Regions from separate parts of the Homo sapiens genome. Here region 1 is linked to region 2. Evidence: read pairs that join two places in POLR2A ChIA-PET (ENCODE). Cell type or tissue: A673. All regions are shown on one strand. Each heading gives the region's core, and the rest is flanking DNA. Links, peaks and the distances in the headings are about the cores only. Region 1 overlaps LINC01954 (long intergenic non-protein coding RNA 1954). Region 2 has its middle 32 kb from the start of KCNF1.

The links. Peaks named below come from ENCODE experiments on the same cell type or tissue, not always from the same donor. Only the 100,000 strongest peaks of a DNase experiment are listed, where the experiment ranks them.
Region 1: POLR2A ChIA-PET joins it to region 2 with 13 read pairs; 2 of 35 experiments call an interaction of 5 or more read pairs at or near these places.

What each region holds. Positions count from the first base shown.
Region 1 is chr2:10,880,844-10,892,083 of GRCh38, forward strand. It overlaps LINC01954 (long intergenic non-protein coding RNA 1954), which reads left to right. Exons shown (of 2, transcript NR_110575.1): 2 at 3,991-4,275. Among named protein-coding and RNA genes, the nearest start is that of LINC01954, 8.2 kb to the left of the region's middle. In A673, for the core only: no CTCF peak of the experiment used is centred there; a DNase peak (open chromatin) is centred at 3,858; H3K4me3 peaks cover 598 bases; H3K27ac peaks cover 4,293 bases.
Region 2 is chr2:10,936,353-10,952,008 of GRCh38, forward strand. No RefSeq gene overlaps it. Among named protein-coding and RNA genes, the nearest start is that of KCNF1, 32 kb to the left of the region's middle. RefSeq lists an enhancer at 1-371. In A673, for the core only: no CTCF peak of the experiment used is centred there; no DNase peak of the experiment used is centred there.

The DNA.
Region 1 (11,240 bases), core at 1-8,000, 59 kb before region 2:
CCCGCCTCCCGCCTGGCTTTCACTTCCTTGCTTTTGGAGAGAAGATGAATGGAAATGTATGACTTTGTCTGTGGTATAAAGACATGGATTCAAGTTCAGGGTTTGCCATGGACCTGCCGTGTGACCTTTGGTAAGATCTTTCACTTCATTTTCACATTTATAAAACAGAAGCAATGATAATACTGGCCCTGCCGGCCTTCCGCATGTGTCTGTGGCTGTGGCGAGTGACACGAGCATGAGAAACAGCATCATGAGCATGATAACAGCCACTTTCCTCATCTCCATTCTGTGCCAGCGACTGTCATAGAGGCAGGGGCTCTAAAAGTTCCTCATCAGGTACAGTGCACGCATGCACCGTGTGTGTGATAGAAATCTTTATTTATAGCCCTCCATACAAAAATATGGCATTTAGTCATGGATTAATCAGCAGAAATTGGTATATATAGTGCTCTTTTTCTCTCATTTTAGTGATAAGCTTTTGCTAAAAAAAAAAAAAAGGAGGAAACCATCACTGAATATGGTAATGATAATACTTAAAAAATTTTAAAGTCAGGTTTGTTGAGGTGTAATTTGCATACTGTGAAGTTTAGTTGGACAGTTTTGTAAGATTTGCAAAATGTATAGAGTTGTGTCAACACCACCACAATCCACAATCCAGACAGAATATTTTCATCACCCCCAAGCGATCACTCTCATCCCGTTTGAACTCAATCACTCTTCCCATCCCCAGCTCCTGGCAACAGTGGCTTAGATTTCTGTCCTTAATGGTTTTGCCTTTTTCTGAGTGGCACATAAAGGCAATCATACAACAGCCTTTTGTATCTGACCTCTTTCACTTAGATTATACCTCTGAGTGTGATCCATGTTGTTGACTGTGTCCGCCATTCCCTCTTTTTCCTTGCCGAGTGGTATTCCCTGGTGTGGATATGCCAGTGTGTTCATTCTTTCACCTGCTGAAGGACATCTGGGCTGTTTCCAACTTGGGTCTATTACAAATACAGCTCTTCTGAACATCTATGCAGAAGTCTTTACATGGACATCTATCTATACATTGTTAACATTTAATTTAATTTAATTTTAAGTTCCAGGATACATGTGCAGGATGTGCAGGTTTGTTACACAGGTAAACATGTGCCATGGTGGTTTGCTGCACCTATCAACCCGTCATCTAGGTTTTAAGACCCGCATGCATTAGCTATTTGTCCTAAGGCTCTCCCTCCTCCTGCCCCCACAACAGGCCCAGTGTGTGTTGTTCCCCTCCCTGACATGGACATCTATATTTTTTCCTCTAGGAGTAGAATGGCTGGATCTTATGGATCTTAACTTTTTTTTTTTTTTTTTTTTTTGAGACTGAGTTTCGCTCTTGTTGCCCAGGCTGGAGTGCAGTGGTGCGATCTCCGCTCACCGCAACCTCCACCTCCTGGGTTCAAGCGATTCTCCTGCCTCAGCCACCCGAGTAGCTGGAATTAGAGAACCGCTCCCCTCCCCAGGACTTTCACCCCACAACTCACAGCCATCAGAAAAGGCAGCTGTGGAACAGCTGTGGAACAGGAGCACTGGCCTGGGAGTCTGTCATCATGTCACCTTTCTGAACTTATTTTTCTTCTCTGTAAACCTGGAATAGTTGTCATCTCTTCCATCATCATTAGGAAAACTAAGCTGGAAACTGCATATAACTTTGAACACAAGGCCTAGCAGAAACTGAGTTCCCTCATAACAGATCACTCCCTCCCTGGGTTGTCTGCGTGATAGAAGTTTATTTCTCTCTTGTTTTTGGATCTTTCCAAAACAAAATAATGCACAGGATTGCTGAGATGGGAACACAGCAATGCAGGGTACAGAGCTGCTTTTGACTTGGGAAACACCAGGAGAACCTCATTTAATGAAATACCCACTAATGTCCACCATGTGTCTAGGTGCTAGGAACACATGGTTATGACATCGGGAGAAGAGGGAGGCTACACTACAATGCTTTGGGCAGGAGTGGGCCAGCAGCTTCCTTTCCATAATAGAATAAAATTCTTAGGTGAGGCAGAAAATGTCTTTCCCAATTCTGTCATGCTTTGCTCTGTCTTAATCTCCATTTTCAGTCCTGTAGGCCAGTCTTAGGTAATCGTTTAATCCTCTCCTGGGAAGGAGAATGGGGATTAACATTTATTGAGTATCTACTGTGTGCTCAGGGAGGGTCATTTCAGTTTCACTTACTTGACTGGGACGTTGGCCAATGAGGAATCTGAGGCCCCAGGAAACAAAGCTATTGTATGGTAGAGTTAAGATTTGAACCTGGATCTGTCTAACTGCACAGTGCTTCAGACCAGTGAGCAGGCCTTATGTTTTCCACAGGCAACTCTGTGGCCTTGACAGCAGGGACCTTATCAGATTCATGTCTGTCTTCTCAGCAGCATCCAGCATAGCACAGCACGCATGGGTTGGGGCAGGGGACTTATCTGATGTCTGGTGGGGCGACAAGGGAGTGGGCAGGTAGATGGATGATCGGATAGAGTGATCAGCATCCTGCACATGAGAGTCCTGCCAACAGCCCCCCAAGAGTCCCCAGGCCGCCGACTGGAACCCGCTGCTCTAAGAACTCAATCCTTTTCCCTTTATGTGTGCAAGAGTAAGTGGGAAGGAGAGGAGATGACAGCAGCAGGTGGGGAAATGGTTCTCTCAACATTCCCCTCCTCTAAATCAGAAGCTCCTGTCCCACCTCCTCAGCCCCTGAGCCTGCTGACCCCAGGCTTTGGCTCTACGGGCTCTGTTCTGCTGGCTGGGGCTGGAAAGGGCTATGTACTATGGTCCGAGAGAAAGTGCTTTCTGAAATTGATGTGGCTTGTGTAGGAAGGAGGTGCACTTTTTAGCCTTTGTCCTGGTTACAGAGACTTGGGTATTTAACTGTGTTCATTTAAAAGTCAATTTACCCCAGGAGATGGGGGAACAGAGTGCTCGAAAGCTCAAATGGCATGATTTTTGCAAAAGCCAGACGCTGGGTAAATCAACCCCGCTCCCATTTTCAAACTATCAAAATCAAGGTCTCTTTGTTAAGTTGTTTATTTGGTACAGACAAGCTGCCAAGACTGCAAATGAGACGGCGCTTGGTTGTTGTTCATTCCTGCTGATGGCTTGGCGAGGCCAATCTTCCTTCTGTGTTGCGAATCCACATGGCTTAACCCCTCCGGTCCTTCCCTCATCACTCTGCAGCCTTTGCCATGAGCATTTCTCGGAGCTGTTGTGAGAACCCAGTGGGTCAGAGGTGACAGCTTTATTAAAGATTAAGCTGTCCTCTCTTCCCTTGGGGCTGGTAATATTTAACTCTTGCTTTGCAAATTGTTTTTTCATAGATTTACACACTCTCCAACAGGATCATCATTGCTTGAGGGCAGGTATCACACTGTACACTTTCCACAAGGCCTTCACTGTCTTACACAAGCATTCAATAAATATTTGTGGGTTTAGGGTGCATGCGTGTGTATGCACACATGTGTACACATGTGCAATGTTACTGGAGATGGAAGAGTTACACAGAAAACCCCAGGGAATCAGTCAGCAGGCAATTTTAAGCCCAGCTGCTTGGGGGGTGGTGGGGGTGGTTGATAACAGGACAAAGTCCGCAATTATCATTTAGGGGACTTTTTGTAATGGAATCCTTTAGAGAATCAGCTCAGATGACATATTATTCTAACCCCAAACTCAAGATTTTCTCTCTGGCTGCCTGTAGAAAAAGAGGTGTGCATTTGCATGGGAGGATAGCTGTTCCTGCAAACATTTATTCAAGGACAGGAAAAGGCAGGGCCCCTGAGAACAAGAAAAAATCAGTGGGTGGTTGAACCACGCAGTGGGAGGAGTGGGGTTTCTGAAGCCGTCAGGGCAGCATACAAAACCAGGCTCTGCTGCTTGCAGTGAATCTCTCCTCCATTGTAACTGAGATACGTATATCCTCTTTTTTCTTTCTGCTGTTTCTGTGTTAACGGCAAATCCACTTCTTAATTTCAGGAAGGTCCACAGAAAACATCCTGGGGTCCTGAGCTGAAGTGTGATGGGAGGAGTCCTCTGTATCTCAGTCTGATCCTGGTCTCCCTCTCGGCCATGGTCTCACACTAGTGCTGCTGGGAAACCATCCCTCACATCCAGTCCTGGCATCGGGCAGTGACTCTGGTCCAACTGTTGTCCAACTCAAGGGTTTAGCTGCTTAGATTTTCCTAAAACTTGAATTTCATTTTCCTCTAGCCATGGAATACAGATTAATCCTTTACAATTAAAATCCAAGTTCAGATTTTATTTGTTGTGGTTTTTAATTAAAATCTCACCAGCACTTTGTGGATTTTTTTTTTCTTAGAAAGGCAAACACACTGTGCGTATCAGTCAGCCTGGACTGCCATCACAAAATACCATAGACTGTGTGTCTTAAAACAACAGAAATGTATTTTCTCACAGTTCTGGAGGCTGGAAGTTCAAGGTCAATGTTCTGGATGATTTGGTTTCCAGTGAGGCCTCTCTTTCTTGCTTGCAGATGGCTGCCATTCTTCTGTGTCCTGTAGGGAAGTTCAAACTTTTCCTCTGAAGGTTTGAACAAACTGACAATATGCAGACTAATAGGAGGAAGAAAGGCATTCAAAGTTGCTAATGTGCATAAGCACAAGGCCACAGAAAATATGAGATTCAAAGGAGCACCAGGCGCCTGAGGCTTAAATACCCTCCTCATAAGGGAGAGGGAAATGGGGTTGTAGGCAATTGCGAGGGGCAGTAAATGACTTTCAGTAAACGCATGAGCCCAAAGAACAATGTCCTGGGACAAAGTTCCCCTCTGCTCTGGAGGACGTGGTGGGAAGGTGAGGGGTGGAACTTCACTGTGCACAAAGGTTGTCTAATTATGCAGATAGAGTCTCCCAGGTGATGTCTCCAGCTGCCCTCAGAAGAGTAGATGAAATTCTCTCGGGGAGTGGTGAAGACTCCTGGTCTCTCCTCTTCTCCCTGTGATTAATCTTCTCCCTGTGGTTAATCTTCTCCCTGTGCTTAATCTGATTTCCAAAATCAGATAACGAAATTCCAGAGTGCCCCTTCTATGCTGGGACAGGGGTGGGGAGAGGTGGGCAAGAAGCAAGAGAAGATTAGAAAGTCCTTGGCTGTGAGGCACCTTCTAAAGCTTCCAATTTCCTCACATTCAGAAGTGCCCAGCATGCCAGGCACCATATCCTCGGGTCTCGTTCTCTGTGCCCCACATGCTCACAGCTTTTCCTCCATGCATGTGCACAGAAAGAGGTTGAGCTCTCTGGTGTCTCTTTTTTTTTTTTTTTTTTTTTTTTTTTGAGACGGAGTCTCACTCTGTTACCCATGCTGGAGTGCAGTGGTGCAATCTCAGTGCACTGCAACCTCCACCTCCCAGGTTAAAGTGATTCTCCTGCCTCAGCCTCCTGAGTAGCTGGGATGACAGATACACACTACCACACCCAGCTAATTTTTGTATTTTTATTAGAGATGGGGTTTCACTATGTTGGCCAGACTGGTCTCAAACTCCAGCCTCAAGTGATCCACCCACCTTGGCCTCCCAAAGTGCTGGGATTACAGGCATGAGCCACTGTGCCTGCCTTGGTGTCTCTTATAAGGGCACACGTGTATGACCTCATTTAACCTTAATTACTTCCTAGAGGCCCCATCACCAACTACAGCTGTATTAGGTGTTAGAGCTTCAGTATATGAATTCTGGGGGGACAGAAACTTCAGTCCATAACACTGAGTTTCACAGTTGGTGCTTTGGGACTCAACGGCACACAAGGACTAGATGTTAGAAAGTAGAACTTCTCATTTGAAGATGGGGAAACTGAGTCCTCAATGGGGAAATGATGCAGCAAATGAGAGGTACAGCCAGATGTGTTCACTTTATCCTTCTCCATGAGCAACTTTATGGGAGGAACAGCTAATGCGGAGGGCATCAGGCAAACGCCCAGGCTGTGCTCTTGTTTGCCTGGGAAGTGTTCCTCTGAGTCTAGGTGAGATGGTCAAGGCAGGTCTCAAATACCACCAAGTACAAGTTGACAATTCCTCAGGGCCAGATGTATTTTGGAATCAGTGTTTTTCCCAAAAATATTTTAAAAAGTAATATCATCTATATTCTGTACATTGCACGACACCTCCAGCAACTCTAGAGATCCAGGCAACACCCTGGAATCAAACACATAAATACTTCTGCAGAGAAATCTCAGCGTCTGCACACTACGTGGGATAGGTCAAGGCAGCCCAACCTGTCAGGCCCAGCAGTACCACCACAAATCTATGAAATGACCTTCTGTTTTCAGAATGGCCAACTGGGGATCATGCACTCTGACCATTCAACAGATGTCACTCTTCTGGTGGACGGAGAAGAAAGAAGTAGCTTATTGACAGTTGGAAAGCTGGCAAGTCTGGGGGCTTCCTCCAATGGCCTGGATGGTCCTAGGGGCTCTGGAGACACGAGGAGAGCCCGTCTATTTGCTGACAGTGGGGAGCTACAGCAATGGCTCCCTTCCTTCCAAGGGAAACAGCCCATGACCCACACCTCCCCAGCCCCCATGTTTGGCCAGAAAGGCTTTTTAGCAATTTCTCATCCACTCATTGCCTGCTGAGCTGCAATTGCCACCTCCCCCAATGCTGAAGTGTGCAGAAGTTTCTCTCTGATCCAGGATGTAATTAGCACCTGCCAAAGTACTGGGCTGAGATGAGAGTGGGATTCCACTCTTCTCCCAAAAACTGTTCCTCAAGAAGCAGTTGGTGTCTAGGAAGAAAATTTCTGACTTGGAGGGATTAAAAAGTGATCTTCTAAAATGCAGAGGCAGGTGGTGTTTGTCTGGGCGAATGCGTCTGGGTTTACATGTTTGATTTCAGCAAGCACACTGACAGATGCCTGGTGAGCTGCAAACACTTACTTTGTTCAATAATGGGCCCATAACCCCACACATGAATGCCTCATCTGAGAATATTTTACTGTGCTCCCCTTGACACGAGAGAATCTTCTGTAGGTAGGAAGAGGTTGTCTGTTAACAGTTGCTTTTATCTTCATAGTTATTTCATATAAAGCAAAACAAGGGACAGAGAACTTTAGAGGCTCTGTTTATGATAAATTATTTTAGGGAGCTTTGCAACCAATTAGATATTCAGTGATAAGTGAATTCCTGAGAAGGTTGTGGTCTTAAAGGACATAGTTGCACATGGCATCAGAGTTTTTCTTTCAATTTTTTTTTTTTTTTTTTAATGAGACCAAGTTTCTCTCTTGTCGCCCAGGCTGGAGTCCAGTGGCGTAATCTTGGCTCCCTGCAACCTCCCCCTCCTGAATTCAAACGATTCTCCTGCCTTAGCCTCCCGAGTAGCTGGAATTACAGGCACATGCCACCATGCCCAGATAATTTTTGTATTTTTAGTAGAGACAGGGTTTCGCCATGTTGGCCAGGCTGGTCTCGAACTCCTGACCTCAGGTGATCCGCCCACCTCAGGCTCCCAAGGTGTTGGGATTACAGGCATGAGCCACCGTGCCTGGCCTTTCTTTCAATTTTGAAAGAAGCCAAAGTTGTTCATACACAGATGGGTTGGCTGGCCACAGTGATAGCAGTAACGATGAACACTGCACCATGCCTTTTGGTTTCTGAAGAATTTTCACATTCATGGTTTCTTTTGCACTCACAACATCCTTATATCCAGTTTGTAGATTTATATACAGACTCAGAGTGGTTAAATAACTTGGGCAAAATAAGGGGAGGAACTGACACGAGATGTCATACATTTTCCCAGAGAAGAATCCTCCATTCTCCTGCCTTGAGAGGTTTGGGTGGAAATAGAGACACGAGCCTTACAAGTACATCTGTTGTATTGAATTAGGGTCCAACACAATTCATAATTTATCTGAACTTGATTACACCTGCAAAGACCCTATTTCCAAGTAGGGGTACCAGGAGTTAAGACTTCAACATATATTTGAGGAGAAGCACAATTGAACCCATAACACACTGTTCATAATGAGATTTGTGATGCCACCAATGGACCTGTAACCTGTCATGCCGCTGAGCGTAAGTCAACTGTGTAATCACTGTATTAGTCCATTTTCACACTGCTGATAAAGACGTACCTGAGACTGGGAAGAAAAAGAGGTTTAATGGGACTTACAGTTCCACATGGCTGGAGAGGCCTCAGAATCATGGCGGAAAGCAAAAGGCACTTCTTACATGGTGATGGCAAGAGAAAATGAGGAAGATGCAAAAACGGAAACCCCTGATAAAACCATCAGATCTCGTGAGACTTGTTTACTACCATGAGAATAGAATGGGGGAAACCGCCCCCATGATTCAAATTACCTCCCACCGGCTCCCTCCCACAACACGTGGGAATTATGGGAGTACAATTCAAGGTGAGATTTGGGCGGGGAAACAGAGCCAAATCATATCAGTCACTAATTGCAACACAGCCTGAGGACATAAGAAAAACTTGTGCTGTCTCAAATTATATCGTTAAAGACAGGAAGACTCTACAGATGCCGTCATAGATTATGCACCATGTTTTCCTTGGCTATGTACATTTATGAGATGAAGGCTTTAGCTTTCTCTAGGAATAGCACAAGAGGCAAGGCATTTTTTGGAAGAGGATCAGGGTGGGTTTGCAATTCCAGAGAAGTAAGGGTGAGGTGAAAGGGAAGTGAGTCCAGAAAAGGGGGAAAGCAAACACAAAGCAATGCACGGCTGGGCCGGCCACAGCTCCCTAAGAAAGATGGAGCTGACTTCACAGTCACATGGATGTCACTGGGGAAGCCATCTGAACCACTGCATTACAGAACAACCCATTAGGGTGGTGGTGGGAGATGTGCTGGAAGGGCAGGAAATTCATCAGCCAGCCCCTTCTGCTCTCCTGGCTCTCACTGGTTAAAGCTCACCCTCATGGTTGGTAACTTCTCCATGAGGCTATGTTGAATCACTGAGTGCCTCTGGGGAAACCAGAACCATGCACTGTGTTCCATTTGAGACCAGAAGCTGTAGGAGGAGCCAGGTCATGTTCTGCTGTAGGAGCTGCCAGCCGTTCCCAGGCAGGTGGGCTCAGCTCAAGCAGCCTCTGTGCTAGAGGCAAGTCTGTACGGTACAGTCTGGGGCCAGCTGCACATGTGGACCATGCTGCTGCAGCCTAGGCAGCCTATGAGTCAGCGGTGCCCATCCGCGTTGCCCAGCTGGGGAAGGCATGCTGGAGGCTGGAGCAGGTGGGTGCTCTGGCTGCCATCCAACAAATGGCCCCACGCCGGAGGCTGGGCAAATCCGGAGGGGCAAATCAGGACAGATTCCATCTCCATATGTTGTGGCTCTATTTTGGAAACGCTGATCAGCTTGTTACACCTGTAACCATGGATCCCTGCCATTCACCAGTGGATATTTTGAATGCATGAAGTTGATCTCACGAGTTTTCTAAACCATTGAGCTGACAGGTGTGGGCTGTGACCTGCCACACTCTCCTGCTTGGCACCTGGTGAGAGCCAGTGCTCAGATGGAAACCACCCTTCTTGCAGCCCCTCCTGAGGAATCCTCCCCATTTCACATGGGACAGTCTTTGCCAAGTCAGTACTTACCATTCCTAACTCTGAGGTGCAGACCTGCAATTTGAAAGCCCTACGAGGAAATCAGCGTTGTTGCAATTGCCTTTACTTGGCTCAAAAGCCGGGTGAGATAAATCTTCTTTAAAAAGAGGAGGGATGCAGGCAATTCCTCAGCTCCTGTGGGGGAATTTTTTTAAAAAAAATTTTTAGTAGACTATCTACTCGACATCAAGTAGAGATGCCCCACCCAGGTCCCCTTTTAGTAAGAGCTTGTTGCTGCCAATGTCCGCTCCTTCAGGGCTTGCTGGGGCTTCAGAGGGTGACTTCAGCCCAGGCTGGGCAGGGAAGGGCCCTTCCCAGGATTGTCCACTTTCAATGAGTGATCAAGGCAAGGGCTTCAACTCAGCCATCGTGGCCCAGTTCTGCTAGACAAATCCACTCCAGAGCTCCCCAGGGGGCTGACGAGGCTTTGCTGGGCCTGCAGTGCAGCTTGGGTTCCTTGTCTGCTCAGTCCTGCCTGCTGGTCCTCCTGTTCACCGGTGTCTACCCCTGATAACCCTCTGGCACAGTGAGTGCCTCCTCACATCTGCTTCCAGAGGACCTAACAGGCAACACCTCTGTGACAAGGTCCTCTTGCCTGCCCTGTGACATGCTGGATGAAGAAGAGGTGATGCCCTACATCAGTCCTTTTTGAAAGAGTGAGTTAGTGACCTAAGCAGGGCAGACGAGACAGGTCGGCGACTCTGGGGAAAGGAGGTGCTGTCTGCCAGACTGAATAGTGTCCAGAGGGAATGCTGGTCCATACGTTCTCAGCAGGGAGGTCCAGCCAGAGAGGAAAGAGCATCATAATGGGTCGTGCTCTAAGAGGCTGGGGAGGTGAGCTGACCCAGGCACACGCTCAGGTGGGCAGGCACCAGGAAGGCTATCCAGGTAAGGACTTGATTCCCAGACCCAGGATTAAAGTGGCCAGCTGAGGCCATGAATGTGAACTTCAGGAGTTGTTTCAGTGTTCAGGAGCTCGGCTGCCACTAGCCCATAGAGAAACTTTATACAAATTAGGAGAAGGCACCTCCTGTCTGCCCAGTTCCCACCTGGATGTCATCCCACAGGCACTTGGTGTGGTGTGCAGATGGCCCTTTTGGGTAAGCAAAATGGTGCCCCCTCCCGTAGACAGATGCAGCTCTGCTCCAGGGAGCATGGCTTGGCAAGGGGCACGCGGGCTGGGTTTCAGCTCCCACTCAGCTCCTCTGCCAGGAGCCTTTGTTCTGGGCACAGAATATAAAATTGTGCACACAGCCTTGCTCCCAGATTTCCCTTGGAATCAGTACGATCCTCGGCCTTGGAGAGTCAGTGCAGATGGAAACAGGGCATCTCAGATGGCCCCAAACATGCACCACACAGTGCTAATGGGCACTTCCTCTGTCACCTGCAAACTGTGTGACAATACATGTACGTGGTCCTTCCAGAGTTGTCTCTGATCCTTGAAAGTGCGCTGTGAAGTAAGTACTGTTAACATTCACATTTTAAAGATTAGAGAAAAGAAGCTCAGAGAGGACGGGCGATTTACCTAAAGTCACACAGCAAATGAGAGGAAAACTGGGGCTAAAACTGCTCCACCTGACTCAGCAACCCAAAAGGAAACCATTCCATTGTGGAGCATTTAACAGACAGTCAGCATTTTAGAGCAAAGAAGGCCGTGCTAGTT
Region 2 (15,656 bases), core at 3,926-11,925:
AGCCCAGCATCTCAAAGGGCAGGATATGGCCCCATCCTCTGCTGCAGTTTCAGGAGTAAAGTAAACAATGACAAAGCTTGGGTCAAGTGTGACTCACGGGATGCAACTAAAACAAGCAAATATCACTGTGAGCTGCAGGGTGCATTCCCAGCTCCGGCCATCAGAAAACCATGGCAACTGAGCCCTTCTCTCCTCTTAAGGCTCCAAAGCAGAAGGCTTACCCCAAGAAATGGGGAGAATTCCACGTTCCATGTATACGGGACATTTGGGATTTTCTTTCTGAAAATGTGGGTCCCGAGATGTGGCCCCTTCCTCTCACTTTTGCCCTTTTCCGTCAGTTTCTTTCTCCTCGAACTCTCCTAAGGCCTCTGAAGCATTAGTTTACATTTGAAAAATATATGTTGGGCTGTGTGACCTTGGAGAAATCACTCCACCTCTCTGAGCCTCGGTTTTCATGTGATCAAATAGAGATGATCCATTCGCGGCATAGCATTGATGAGATAATAAGCACATTTCTTTTTGCCAGAATTTAGATTTTATTTTGTGTTGTTTGGGTACAGTTTGGTGGGGTGGGGGGACAGGGGTAAGGAGGTGGCTGGATGCTGTAAGAATTTATCAGTGCCTGTCTCAGGCTGCTCCACCAGCCTGGGAGTTCCTGGTAGGTAGATTCTCTTATTCATCTTTGCTCCTTCCTTTATTTTCTCCATTTAAAACCATTTTCTGGGTGCTTGCTGAGGGGGCCATGTGCTATGTAGTGGGGCTGCTAAGGTTAATGGGACTCAGTACCTGCCCCCCTCTGCCCAGAAAGTGGGAGAGGGAGCCACCCAGGTGAGCAGGGAACATAAAGAGCTCTGGCTGAAATGGTGGAAGTCTATTCTAGGCACCAACAGGCCAAGATGGGGCAGAGTGGTGAATTACATCTGTTGGGTGGGAGAAGCCATGGAGAATTGAGTAGGGCATCCCCAAGGCCAAGTGGGTTAGTCTGTTCTCACGTCACTATAAAGAACTACCTGAGATGGGGTAATTTATAAAGAAAAGAGATTTAATTGGCTCACAGTTCTGCAGTCTGTACAGGAAGCATGATTGGGGAGGCCTTAGGAAACTTACAATCATGGCAGAAGGTGAAGGAGAAGGAGGCATGTCTTACATGGCCAGAACAGGAGGAAGAGAGTGAAGGGCAGGGGAGTGCTACACACTTTGAACCAATCAGATCTTATGAAAACTCATTCACTATCACAAGAACAGCAAGGGGGAAATCTGCCCCCATGATCCAATCACCTCACACCAGGCCCCTCCTCCAAAACTGGAGATTACAATTCTACATGAAATTTGGGTGGGGACACAGACCCAAACCATATCATTCCGCTCCTGGTCCCTCCCAAATCTCATGTACTTCTCACATTTCAAAATACAGTCATGCCTTCCCAACAGCCCCCCTGAAAATACTAACTCATTTCAGCATTAACTAAAAAATCTAAAGTCCAAAGTCTCATCTGAGACAAGGCAAGTCCCTTCTGCCTGTGAGCCTGTAAAATAAAAAACAAGTTAGTTATTTCCAAGATACAATGAGGGTATAGGCATTGGGCAAATATTCCCTTTCCAAAAGGGAAAAACTGACCAAAACAAAGGGGCTATAGGCCCCATGAAAGTCTGAAACCCAACATGGCAGTCATTACATCTTGCAGCTCTAAATAATCTCCTTTGACTCCATGTCTTACATCTAGGCCACACTAATGCAAGCCGGACTGATTTCATGGGCTGGCATTGAGTGCCTGAGGCTTTTCTAGGTGCATGGTATAGCTTTTGGTGGGCCTACCATTCTGGGTTCTGGAGGATGGTGGCCCTCTTCTCACAGCTCCATTGCCATTGCTTCAGTGGGTACTGTGTGCAGGGGCTCCAACCCCACATTTCCTTTCCACGTTGCCCTAGTAGAGGTTTTCCATGAGGGCTCTGCCCCTGCAGCAAGTTTCTGCCTAGAAATCCAGTCATTTCCATACATGCTCTGAAATCTAGGCAGAGGCTCCCAAGCCTCAACTCTTGTCCTCTGCACACATGCAGTCGTAACACCATGTGGAAGCCACCAAGGCTTATGGCTTGCACCCTCTGGAGCAGTGGCCTGAGACATATCTGGGGACCTTTTAGCCATGGTTAGAGCTGGAGCAGCTGGGATGCAGGGAACAATATCCCAATGTTGCACAGGCAGCAAGGTCCTGGGCCCAGTCCATAAAACCATTCTTCCCTCCCAGGCCTCTGGGTCTGTGATGGGAGGGCTGCCACAGAGTTCTCGGAAATGCTTTCAAGGCCTTTTTCCTGTTTTCTGGGCTATTAACACTCAACACCTCTTCACTTATGCAAATTTCTGCAGCTGGCTTGAATTTCTCCCCTGAAAGTGGGTTTTTCTTTTCTACCATAAGGCCAGGCTACAAATTTTCAAACTTTTACATTCTGCTTCCCTTTTAAATATAAATTTCAGTTTCAGGTAATTTCTTTGCTTATGCATATGAGTTTAGGTTTATGAAGCAGCCAGGTAATTTTTGAGTGCTTTGCTGCTTAGAAATTTAATCTACCAGATGCCCTAAATCATCTCTCTTGAGTTTAAAGTTCCACAGATCCCCAGAGCAGGGGCACAATGCCACCAGTCTCTTTGCTAAAGTGTAGCAAGAGTGACCTTTAGGCCTGTTCACAATAAGTTCCTTATCCCCATCTGAGACCTGCTCAGCCTGAACTTCACTGTCAGTATTACTATCAGCATTTTGGTCACAACCATTCAACAAGTCTCTAGGAAGTTTCAAACTTTCCCTCATCTTCCTGTCTTCTCCTGAGCCCTCCAAACTGTTCCAACCTCTGCCCATTCTCCAGTTTCAAAGTCATTTCCACATTTTCAGGTATATTTATAGCAATACCCCACTCCTGGTACCAATTTTCTGTATTAGTCAGCTCTCGCATTGCTATAAAGAACTACCTGAGACTGGGGATTTTATAGAGAAAATAGGTTTCATTGGTTCACAGTTCTGCAGGCGTATAGGAAGCATGGCCAAGGAGGCCTCAGGAAACTTACAATTACGGTAGAAGGTGAAGAGGAAGGAGACACATCTTACATGGCCAGAGCAGGAGGAAGACAATGAAGGAGGAGGTTCCACACACTTTTAAGCAACCAGAACTTGTGTGAAAACTCACTCACTATTATGAGAACAGCAAGAAAGAAGTCCACCCCCATCTACCACCAGACCCCTCCTCCAACTTTGGGGATTACAATTTGACATGAGATTTGGGCAGGGACGCAGACTCAAACCATATCACCAAGTAAGAAGTGCTGAAGTCCGCTAGAGGATGATGAAGAACATAGTGAATGACTGCAAAGGAATATGGAGACAGAACGAGATGGACTAAATGAGAAAATGGATTTGAAAGAATCTTACAAATTGATCATACCTTTGCAAATGTTGGAAAGTCATTGTTTCCGTGATTATTAGAGTGACAACTTCAGCAGAGATGGTACTGCTTACCCTTCATTGGGTGCCTGCAATGATCCAAGCAACACGTTGTTATCTGAGAGCTCAAAATAAATGCCCCTGTATCAACTGAGATGGACCCTGGGGTTAAGAAAACAAAAGTTACCTGTGAGCCAAGGGTTCAGAGACTGACTGGCATGGCAACTTTCCTTAATTCCTATGGCTACCCAAAAACCCCACTCTTGCTAAACTCCTAAGAATAGGAGCCATCAGGCAAATGATCAGACTCGTCCTAACTCTGCTTTACAACCCAGATCACTACAACTCCAACTGGACAGAGGACCAGGCTTACACACATTCTTTCCTGATAAGTGACTGCAGACCTGAAGCCGATGTCAGCAGCTTATAGAAGCTGTGCATAAACTCTCTTTGTGTCCTGTAGTTTACCTCTTAATGAAAAGAGCCAAATTCTACCATTTTAATGCTAAAACCTGGTCCCAAAGTGAAGATGGGATACATATCACATATATGCTTACCTGTTGTGCCTGCGCCCTAACCCCCTTATAAATATGTGTGACTTTCCCCCCAAACCTATTGAATCTCCATGACTTTATTGTGTAATCCAGGGCCTGTGAAGCATAAAACCTAACCTGCCCATCCTTTCTTTGAAGACAGAGCACCTTTGGTCCATGCTGGAGACTGTCTCTTCCTGGTTTGCTAACTGATATTGCCAATCCAACTTTCCTATTGTGTAGCCATCCTGGTGTTCTTTTGGACAATAACACTGATTGTATACGTCATTTCATTCTCCTCACAACAATCCTGTGAGCTCAGTGTTATTCTTGTTTTACACACAAAGAAAAGTTGGCTCAGAAAAATCAAGCAACTTGCACAGGTCAAGTCAGATTTCAATTCCAGGTCTAGCTGACTCCAAAGCTGTGCTTGGCACTGTTCTATTTTATGGGAGAAGTGCCAGGGGTCCAAGATGAGCTCTGCAAGAGAAGACTGCATCTGTTTGCTGTCCATCATCTGTAACTTGTAGCTGGAATGGTCATATGCTCCAGTTTGCCTCTGACAATCCCAATTTATGGCTACTGTTCTGGTATTATTGTTAAGAACATCTGGGCTTGGATAATACGTCATATTGTCACTCTGTGTACAGCCCAAAGAAAGGGTGCCACATTTGCCTGTGGGCACCTCAGCCTGGGATCTTCAGCCCCTGCTGCCTCTAGGACCACCCAGGCAGGTGAGGGAGCAGGGAGAGGGAAGCATGGACTCGAGTCAGACAGGTTTAGTTTCCTTTCTTGAAAATACTAAACGGATGCATCTTTTATTCTCCTTCAATTGTCCCCACCTGTCGAACCAATGGGTTTCCATGCCTTTCGGAGTCATCTTTACCTTTAAGTTAACTTTCTAGGAGTCTAGAGTTTTCATCAGGAGAAAGAAGGGATTTCTAAATTCTAACAGTCTCCACTACATGTAAGACAGTGCTGGTGGATTTGGACCCCACAGATGTGAAACTCAGGATATATCACGGAGGTGCTCAGCAGCAGGAGAGACGGGCAGGCTCCTCTAGCCCCACGTGGGAAAGGGCGGCACAGCAGTGATGAAGGAGCAGTCAAGACACCAGAGCCCCCAGGGAACTCTGTTCCCTGTAGCTTTTGCCAAAGTTGTGAGTGGGTCTAGAATTTCTTGCCTGTTCTTCAGGGCATCATAGGACCAGGCAGAGGGACCACTCGGTTACTTCAGCTGTGTGTGGGGCAAGACATGGGCTCTGTACTCAGATGCCACCTTGGGATCTACCCAAAAGTGACTGGGCTGACTGCCAAGATATGGCTTTAAACCAGAAGAAATGGAGATGTCTGTAATTGGCAAGTTTATCTTCCACTCCCTAGTTGGAGGGAAACCCAGGAGAAGGATGGAGGCAGTTATGAGAAATAAAACACACTACATTCTCACCCTTAAATCTGCATTGTCCTCTGTGCGTATTTTTTTTTTTAGTTGAATTTTTGCTCTTGTCCCCCAGGCTGGAGTGCAATGGTACAGTCTCAGCTCACTGCAACCTCTACCTCCCCGGTTCATGCAATTCTCCTGCCTCAGCCTCCCAAGTAGCTGGGATTACAGGCACGCACCACCATGCCTGGCTAATTTTTTTTGTATTTTTAATAGAGACGGGGTTTCGCCATATGGGTGAGGCTGGTCTTGAACTGCTGACCTCAGGTGATACACCTGCCTCTGCCTCCCAAAGTGCAGGGATTACGGGCGTGAGCCACCGCGCCCAACCTGTGTGCATTTTTGACTCTAGCTCCAGGATCTGTGCTAGTATTCTAGTGTCACTGAGAGCTGGGGGACCCCAGGTGTTCCTTGAGCCTGGTCTCCACACCTCTGACCTGGAGATCATGCCATCCCTAGTAGGACAGAGCTGGGCGCCTGCTCGTTGTCCCTGCCATGGGAGACTGCTGGTGCCAGCTGTTTCCACCTTTATAACTGGCCCTCCCCCACATTAGCGCCTTGGCAGCCCCCCAGCTTGGAAGAGGGCTTGTCTGCGCCCCACTTCCCTGCCACCCTCATATCCCTCACCCAGGGGGCCATGTGTTCAGGGGGCAGGGAGCTGAAGAATCGCCAGCCTCGCTCGCCCCGGCCTGTAGCCCCAGCTGGCCCGCCTGGTGGCCATCGCAATGGCAGACGCAGTTACTAACAATAGCTGAGTTGGCGGGACCCGTCCACCACAAAACCTCCCTCTGTGGCCTAGATTTTTATAGGAGACAGCAGACCTGAGGTTTCTGGCTCTGCGTAGGTCTTAATCAAATGTCATCAGGCCCAAGGCAAATTTGAAACATAAATCTTTCAAAGCAATTTATCTGTGGGTTGAAAATAATCACAGAGCATATTGGCCCCTGGGCAGAGGTGGCTGCTGGGCCGGTGGCTGGAAGAGGAGATGGTGTGATGAAGCCTCCGTTGAGTCTTGCTGACGGCCTCCAACCCACTCTCAGCTGCCTGATCTGAGAGAAGGCATGGAGATGTTTCAGACTCGAAACTGTCTTCCCTGCCTTGCCAGCACACACACACACACACACACACACACACACACACACACACACGAAGGTGACAAAATTTATTCCTGTATCCAGCAAACTCTGATTGAGTGTTTACTCTGTGGCTGGCTCGTTACGAAGCGATGGTGATGGAGAAGAATAAGGCAGCAGCCCTCTCTCAGGGGTTACAGGCTCAGAGGAACAAGGGATCCACCTGGGAGAGGGCGCAAGGGCCTGAGGGGGCTGACAGTGCTGGAGGGGGCAGGACGCGGCCAGGGAAGGCTTCGCAGAGGGATGGTGCTTGTCTGAGCTGGGAGAGGCACCCACCTTGTCTCCATGAGCGTGGACCTTGTGTCCTGCCTGCCTTGGCAGGAGGAAGGCTCATTGGAGGAGGAAGTTCTAAGGAGATGTTCATTTCCCAGCACTGGGCCCAAGGCTTGGAGCGCATGAAGGGCTCAGGAAGTGTTGTTGAATGAATGCATGTTAGGCAGCGCCATCTCTCCTAGGACCAGGAAAGCCGACCCACAGGGGCCCTGACTCTGGCTAAGGGAAGGATCGGGGGCCATGAGTGGACAAGCCAGAGAGGCTCAAGCCCACAGTGGGTGAGACTTGGCAGTTAGGGCTCAGATCGGGAAGGGGCTGGAATTTCAGAGGTCATTGGAAAGGGCTGAGAAGGACAATTCCTGGGCACCTACACCAGGACTGCTTGCAAAGTCTCTCTTTCGGGCTAGAAAATTTAGGGTTATACCTCGTTTGGGGAGTCTAGTCCCGTGGGTGACTCCAACCTACTAAGTTGTCTTACCTGACAAGCGTGGGGGGTCATCAGGTGGGGCTACCATAGGATCTGCCAGCAACATGTTGACCTTATAGTGTAGAGCAGTGAGCCAGGAGGGGGTGCAAGGTGAGCTCACATTCCTCACTGCCGTCTTCCCATGTTCCCAACACTGGCAACCTTAAGTTGCACAGGGACACATGCCTATAAAATAAGTCTAGCTCCAGCCCCGTGTCCTTTCGTGGGATAGAAATGTTTTACATTTCTTGGATTTGCAGCCTCCTTGGACATTCATTTTTTGGAATTGCTTCCTGGGATCCAGCCTTTATCACCCACTCTGCAGTTGGGCGAGTCCAAGGCTCATTGCATGGTCATCCATAAGGTTCGAGCGCACCCTAGTTAATCTGCCTTGGGTGCAGAGATTTCAAGATAAATAAGGCACAAGACCTGCCCCATGCCCTTAGAAAGGTGGGAGAGAATCACTGGATGTGTGGGATGCCTGCTCCATTCAAGGGAGGGTGTCGAGATGAAAAACAGATCCTTTACTCTCGGGATGCTCAGAACTAAGCCAAAATCTGGAGTTCTTGGGTTGGTGATAAACTTCTGTGACTTATGGGTGCAGGAGGGACTCTGGAAGTCTGGGTGCTCAAAGATTGAGCTTTCCAAGACACCTCCATGAATTATGACAACAAGACAGATCATTTGAAATAAAGACTGTCCTACAAATTGCCAGTTGCCTGACCGGTGACCCCACAAAGCTTCCTGCTACTAAACAAAGCCCCAGCGTGGAGCTGAGTACTTGGTCCTTTGAAATAACCTTCTCTGAGCTATTGGAAAAAACAGTCTGGTGCAAAGAACAAAGGCTTCGGGACCAGGCTGACCTTGATTCCCACTCTCACCATTCATTCTGTTACACTGGATGGATTGCTTACCTCCCTGAGCTGGGAAGTAATGCCTCCCTCCAGGACTGGTGTGGACTAGAGGTAACACAGGCTTCCTGTCCCGGCCAGAAGAGGTGCATAGTCACTGTGCCCCTTCCTCCTGGCCCCTTCCCTGCCCTCTCCCCTGCTGTCCTCCAGGACTCCACTGCCTGCTCTCCAGAAACACCTGTGGGCTCTGCTCATCTGACTGACAAGTTATGGGGAACAAAAGACTCCATCTAGCTGGAGGTGGCCCAAAGGACATTGGATTCCCTTCGGGCTGCCAACACCAGCCTCAGGTACCCCAAGCCCAAGGAGAACTGACAGGGACAAGCTGAAGAGGGCCCCACATGGATCTGGGGACCCAGCATCCCAGCTATGAGAGAGATCAGGCTTCCAGGCTAGGCTGGTGTGAGGGTGCAGAGGCAGGTCAGGCGCCCGGGCAGGGGCTCCTGGTTCAGACCTTGCACTTCTGTCTGAAAGAAAGCCAGCCCCCCAGGGTGCAGGGAGTGAGGTTGCTCAGTCCTGAGTGTAGCCGACGGGCAGCAGTGAGGGAGGGCTCCTCCCTCTGGGTACATCCTCTGAAAGTGCTGCCTTGTCAACATTTCTAAAGGTAATGTATTGACATGGATTTTTTTTATACTTTCATATATATGTTCTGGGATCCATGTGCAGAACATGCAGGTTTGTTACATAGGTATACACGTGCCATGGTGGTTTGCTGCACCCATCAACCCCCTTCATCTACATTAGGTATTTCTCCTAATGCTATCTCTCCCCTAGCTCCCCACTCCCGACAGGCCCTCGTATGTGATGTTCCCCTCCTTGTGTCCATGTGTTCTCATTGTTCAACTCCCACTTATGAGTGAGAACATGTGGTGTTTGGTTTTCTGTTCCTGCGTTAGTTTGCTGAGAATGATGGTTTCCAGCTTCATCCATGTCCCTGCAAATGACATGAGCTCATCCTTTTTTATGGCTGCATAGTATTCCGTGGTGTATATGTGCCACATTTTCTTTATCCAGTCTATCATTGATGGGCATTTGGGTTGGTTCCAAGCCTTTGCTATTGTGAACAGTGCCTCAATAAAAGATTTGATTCAAAAACATTTTAGGAAATAACACAGTGTGAAGCGGGAGGTTGAGAAGGGCAGAGAAGACAGCTGAAGGAATGGGCTTTCTTGCAGCTGGTGCACTGGGTCCCCCGCCACAGTCAGTCTCCTGATGAAAACAGCTCACACTCAGGGACACCAGGCACCTCTGTAAGTGACTGGCATAAACCCCATGGTCCTGACAGCAACCTCCTCAGGCAGGATTGCTACAGGGCAGGGAACCCTAAAGTGGAGCTTAGCCTGCTGGGTTCTTGGCTTTGCCCAGGAAAGAATTCAAGGGCAAGCCAGGGGTAGAAGGAAACAGCTTTATTGAAGAGGCAGTGTTACAGCCCCGTGACTGCTCCTGCAGAGCAGGGCTACCCCGTAGGCAGAGAGTAGCAGCTTGGGGAGTTTTGCAGTTATATTTGTACTCACTTTTACTTGCATGCATATTAAGGGGTTATGCAGAAATTGTTAGGGAAGGGGTAGTAATCATTGGATCATATTGCTATGGAAAGGGGCGGTAAAGCCCAGGTGTCGCCATGGCAACAGTGAATTGACATGGCACACTCGTGGGCATGTCTGATTGAAAGCTGCCTCTGCCCTGGTACCTGTTTTAGCTAGTCCTCAATCTGGTCCGGTGTCCTAGCCCTGCCTCTAGAGTTGAGTCCTGCCTCTTACCTCAGTATTATTTCCATAACCCTTGCTTTGCAGATGAGGAAACTGAGGCACAGAGAGTTTCCTACAGCCTACTGGAAGCACAGAAAGACTCACTTAAACCTTATAGCACTGACCCTGAAGCCCCCTGGGGTGCCCACCATGCCCTCTACCCTTCGGGGTTAGGATCTGTGGGTATGTGCCCTGCTGGTCTCTTGGCTGGGCAGGGCCAACTGGGCAGCCTTCCTCACAGCCACAGCCACAGCCGTGAGGCTTGGGCCAGGTGCTGGGCCTGAAAGCTCATTGAGCCTCACTGCTTTTCTTGCAAATGGGGGTGCCACGGAGGCCCAGAGAGCAAGGGGGTGGTCCCAGGTAAGAAGACAATCAGAGCAGAGTGTGCGCAGCCCCAGAACCTGGCCCATCTGCATCTCTTTCCTCTGAGCCCTGACCAGAGGCAACGTCCCGTGAGCAGACAACTGGCCTTTCTTACCTCAGGAACTTTGGAGACAGAGAAATATTTCTAAGCCTTTAAAAGAAAATTCTTAAATCCATATTTATGATTTGCAGTCGCAACTAAAAAAGAATAACACCAACTGTTAGATCAATGGAACTGATTTGGAGGAGGAAATATGTATATATTACAAAAAGCCAGTCATCTCCATTTGCTTCTGAGATTTTGACAAGGAAAGTATTTAATGACTGCACCGAACTCCTGTGACTGATCACATGGAGGCACGGCCCAGCAGCCTGAGTTCAGCTCTCAGCACTCAAATGAGCCAGGAAGAGCAGAACATGCTTCAGTACAAATGACAGAAGCCGGCCGTAGGCAGGCAGCTGGGAACCCCCACCTCCGACACATGTGTGTGTCATTTCTCTCCGCCGTGAGTGCAAAGGAGGAGCCCAGCCTGCCCCGGTGTCCTTCCTGCAGGTCCCTTGGTATGAGGAAGCAGGGGTACTGGGCACCTCGCTCAGAAAAAACTTCCTGAGCTTGTTCTTTCTGATCATAAGCATGACACATGCTTATTACACAAAATGAAAATAATTCATAAAGGTTCAAATAAAAATGTAAATCTAACCACACAGAGACAATGAATCATCGCTCTCGTGTTGGGGAACATCATTCCAGATTTTCCTGGGCACATATGGTTTTATGGGGAGCAGACAATACTCCTGGTCTGCAAGCCAAGAAGGGAAGGGACCCAGCTGAGCTGTGGTCTCCCATGGGAAGCGGGTGGCAGGGGGACCCCTGGCTGGGGGCTACTGGGTGCCCAGCCCCACACTACCTCCTCTGCAGCCACTGCCTCACTTGTTCTCACAACACCCTCTAGGGCATGGATTACTGTCCTCACCTTCATGTCAAGAAATTAACCCCAGATTCTTGGCAGAGTTGGGATTTAAGCCTGGACGGCAGACAGGGAAGCTGCCGTTAGAGGTTGGGAAGGTCCCTGGGGAGGAGTGGGCAGCGGGGGGCTGCTTTGCAGGCACGGAGAGGCCTAGCCAGCCCAGGAGGTCCTCTGCACTGACGCCCCTGTCACAGAACCGAGCCTCTCGGAACACTGCAGCTGCAAGATCAAACCTCAAATTGGGCAGAATAAGTCCTTAAAGATGGTTTTCTCTGGTGATTACACTGGCTGGTGAGCAAACCTTATTAGTAATTAGCTTGCCAAAGATAGCAGCCCCTCAGAGAGCAGAAGACACGGTAATTACTGCAGCCAGCCTTTCTAACTATTTCCAGCAGAAATCAACACCAAGCCCCTGGGACTGCTGGGGACAGTTTTAAATTCTGGAGCGGAGGCCCAGGACTCTGCTGCACATTCTCTGTGTGACCAAGCATGCCTCCCTCTTTGCCATGACCAAGCACATCCCTCTCTTTGAGACTCTTTTCTCTCATCCGTTCAACAGTGATAACAACTCGCCTTCATTACTGCACTTCATTCATAGCTATGTGGCTTCATGCTCATGTGAACTACTAGATGGTGGTGGTGGGGTTGGGCATAGAGGGGCAGCTTTGCTGACATGGAGACGTTAGAGGTGAACCACAGGGGACCCGTCAAGCAGAGGACGAAGGGAGTGCATCTGAGGACGGGGCCTAGTGCGGAGCCACATCAGCAGGGGCCATGCCCTGAAGGCCTGGGGCCTCACTCCTGGAGTATGAGCCTTGTCCTGACAGCTGCCAGGAGTTACTGGATTGTCTAAAGCAGGAATGGACAAGTCAGATAATTGCCGAAAAGGAAAACTCTGAAGATAGGGCACTAATGGCCTGGGAGAGGAGAAATGGACAACAGGAGACCAGTTAGGGGCCATGGCAGGGATTCAGGGGGGCTGTCAAGGGTGTGCAGCCCCCTACAGACCTGCCAGTGGTGACAAGAACAAGGGTGAGGCTGACTGTATCAAGGGCAGAAGGGGACATCATTCGCATGCGGCCTTTGAGGATGTGTTGGGGTGCCTGGTGTGGAGTTGGTGGGGAGGACACCGGGAGAGGAAACGAGGTGGGAACCGGGGAGGGCAAGGGATTGGGCTGCTCTGCTGAGAGGAGTGAGGTCTCTGGTCAACGGGCAATGCCAGCCCCCAAGAGTCTTCTTTGGGTTGTTGTGAGAAGGAAGAGGCTTGGGCATGGCATGGCTACAGGTAAGGGGCCATCCGGCACACTCAGAGCACACTGGGGCTGGGGTAGATGGTGGCACCTGTCTTGGCTGGAGGAGTTGGGAGGGCTGGGGAAGGGACGTGTGATCTCCTCTCCGATAAACCTGGACGAGATGCCAAGTATAACACAGAGGCTGGCGGCGGGGCCTCCTCCTGTTCCCGGTGGATCAACTCATTGTGGGACTTTGGGCAACTTTCATTGCTGTTTGGGTTCCGGCTTCCAGAGCTGGCTCTCAATGACCTCGAGGTCCATGACTCTGGCTCAGTGGAATGGCCCAGGCTTAGTGATAACTTCTGAGCCTGGAGGACCTGGGGCAGATGGATGGGCTGGGCAGGCTCTCTCTTAGTGCTTGCCTGAGTTCCTCCAGGAAGGTAGAAGTGCCCACACTCTGTAAGTGAGGAAACCAGGGTCCAGGCAGACATGCCCAAGGCTGCCCCATGGTGAGTGGCAGAGCTGGGCTTCCGCTCAGGCCTGCCTGGCCCCACTGCTCACACCCTCCCTACACAGGAGCATCATGAGAACCAGTGCACCCACCTGGAAAGGAAGACCTTGCATTTGATTTGTTTAAAATGTAAAACTATATCATGTGATTTTCCAGGTGAAATAGATCTTTCAAGGACTCCTCCGCTACTTCTGCCTTGCCTAAGCTTATGTCCCTTCTATTAGAAGCAGAGATCAGCTTGTCAAGACCAGGGGAAAGTGATTTTAAAATTCCCAGATTGGCTCCTGCCTCAAATACACACAGCTTTTATTATGACCTAGCCAAAAAGAAAAAATGTAGTAAAAGTGCTAATAGATTACAACATGAAGTGACCAAGTCTATTCAAATGACCACTTTAGCCAGTGGGCTCAGAGATGGTGTCTGAAAATGGAATTGCAATGTAGAACCTTAAATATCTCATGAATCCCCCTAGTTTGTGCTTGGCTCATAAACACTGCACAAATAACATTGGCTGGATGGCTGGGTGGATGGATGGATGGATGGATGGATAAGTGAATGGATGAATGGATGGATAGGTATACGTTTGGGTGGCTGGGTGGCTGGGTGGATGGATGGATGGATGGGTAAAGGGATGGGTGGATGGATGGATAAGTGGAGAAATGGATGGGTGGGTGAGTGGGTGAATGTCTGTATGGATGGATAGATGAGTGTGGGTGGGTGGATGTATATATGGATGGATGGATGTTTGGGTAGATGGGTGAGTGGGTGGATGGATGGATGGATGGATGGTTGGATGGATGGATGAACACATAAAATGCCCTCCCTCTCTTCTTTCAACTATCTAAATTCAAGATCTAATATGGTTTGGTTCTGTGTCCCCACCCAAATCTCATCTTGAATTGTAATCCCCATGTGTCAGGAGAGGAACCTGGTGGGAGGTGATTGGATCATGGGGGTGGTTTCCCCCATGCTGTTCTCATGATAGTGAGTTCTCATGAGATCTGGTGGTTTAAATGTGTGTTCCTACTCACTCCCTCTTTCTCCTGCCATGTAGGATGTGCTTTGCTTCCTCTTCGTTTTCTGCCGTAATTTTAAGTTTCTTGAGGCCTCTCCAGCCATGCAGATCTGTAAGTCAATTAAATCTCTTTTCTTCATAAATTACTCAGTCTCTGGTAGTTGTTTTTTTTTTTTTTTGTTTGTTTTGTTTTTTTTTTTTTTTTGCAACAGAGTCTCGCTGTGTCACCCAGGCTGGAGTACAGTGGCGCGATCTCGGCTCACTGCAAGCTCTGCCTCCCAAGTTCACGCCATTCTCCTGCCTCAGCCTCGCAAGCAGCTGGGACTACAGGTGCCCGCCACCACGCCTGGCTAATTTTGTGTGTGTGTGTGTGTGTGTGTGTGTGTGTGTTTTTAGCAGAGACTGGGTTTCACCATGTTAGCCAGGATGGTCTTGATCTCCTGACTTTGTGATCCGCCCGCCTCGGCCTCCCAAAGTGCTAGGATTACAGGCTTAGGTAGTTCTTTATAGCAGTGTGAGAATGGACTAACACAACATCTAACCTCAGAGATCCATCCTCTTCCAGGAAACCCTTCCCGACTATTCTGTCCCACAAAACTGTCTCCCACATGAACAATCCTCTCTTCTATATCACCCCTCTCAGAGGAGCAGATTACCTATGGTTGCTCTTTGGAAAAGACCCCAACATAGTTGGAGTCTTGTTTTCTGTACTAGACCATGAGCTCCCAGAGGTTGAGGCCCTATCTGTGTCTCTGCCTCCCTACCGCACTTGGCCAGGGTCTCACATGGTGTCTGCTGGGTAAGTGAGGAGTGAGGGGTGGGCACTGCTGCCACCTGGACTGGGTTGGTGAAATGCCACCGCAGCAGGGGAGATGGGAACAAGGCAATGTGTCCCAGTCATACTGCACTCAGCCAGTCAGCTGCCATGGAATCTCCCTCCTCAGGAGCCTCCCTGTACTGGATACCAGGATAAAGAAACTTTATTTGCCAAGAAGCGGCATCTCAGTCTCTTCTAGCCTGGTTTCCTCAGGGCAATTCATTGTCTTTTGGGTAAGTGCTCAGACTTCCAGGCATCCCCCATCTCTGACTGCTCTTCCTCTGAGATGTGGGTTGTGGGTGTGATTGTGTGTGTGTCTGGGAGCGTGGAGGCTTGTGTGGTCCCCTGGACATGTGGATGGGTCCTTTGCTCTTCTTTGGTGTGGGTGCCCAGATTGCCCTTGCTCAGGCCCTGGCTTTGTGAGTGCCCACTTGACCCTTCAGGGTACCCAATGCTGGAGGAGATGTGGCCATGCATCCATTCTGCCCCCAGGCCTTGGGAATTTTTGGGTCCTCTGCAGTACTCACAGGTGTCAACACATCATCTGCCAGCCTGGACACCTCTCTCCTGAGAGCCACACTCTAGCAGCTGCACACCAAGAGGCGGGTGCATTCACTCCCAGGCCAGAGGCCACAGCCACCCAGGGATGTGGGTGCGAAGACTGTGATGTGTACAGGTTTCCTAGGCTCAGACATGGGAGGTGGCTTAGCCAAGACTACACAACCAGAGAGAAAGACCCAGAACCGACTCCAGTACCTGGGTTGTTTCTAGCTGCCAGAGTAATGCTTTTCCTGAGTCTATGAAGCCACCCGGG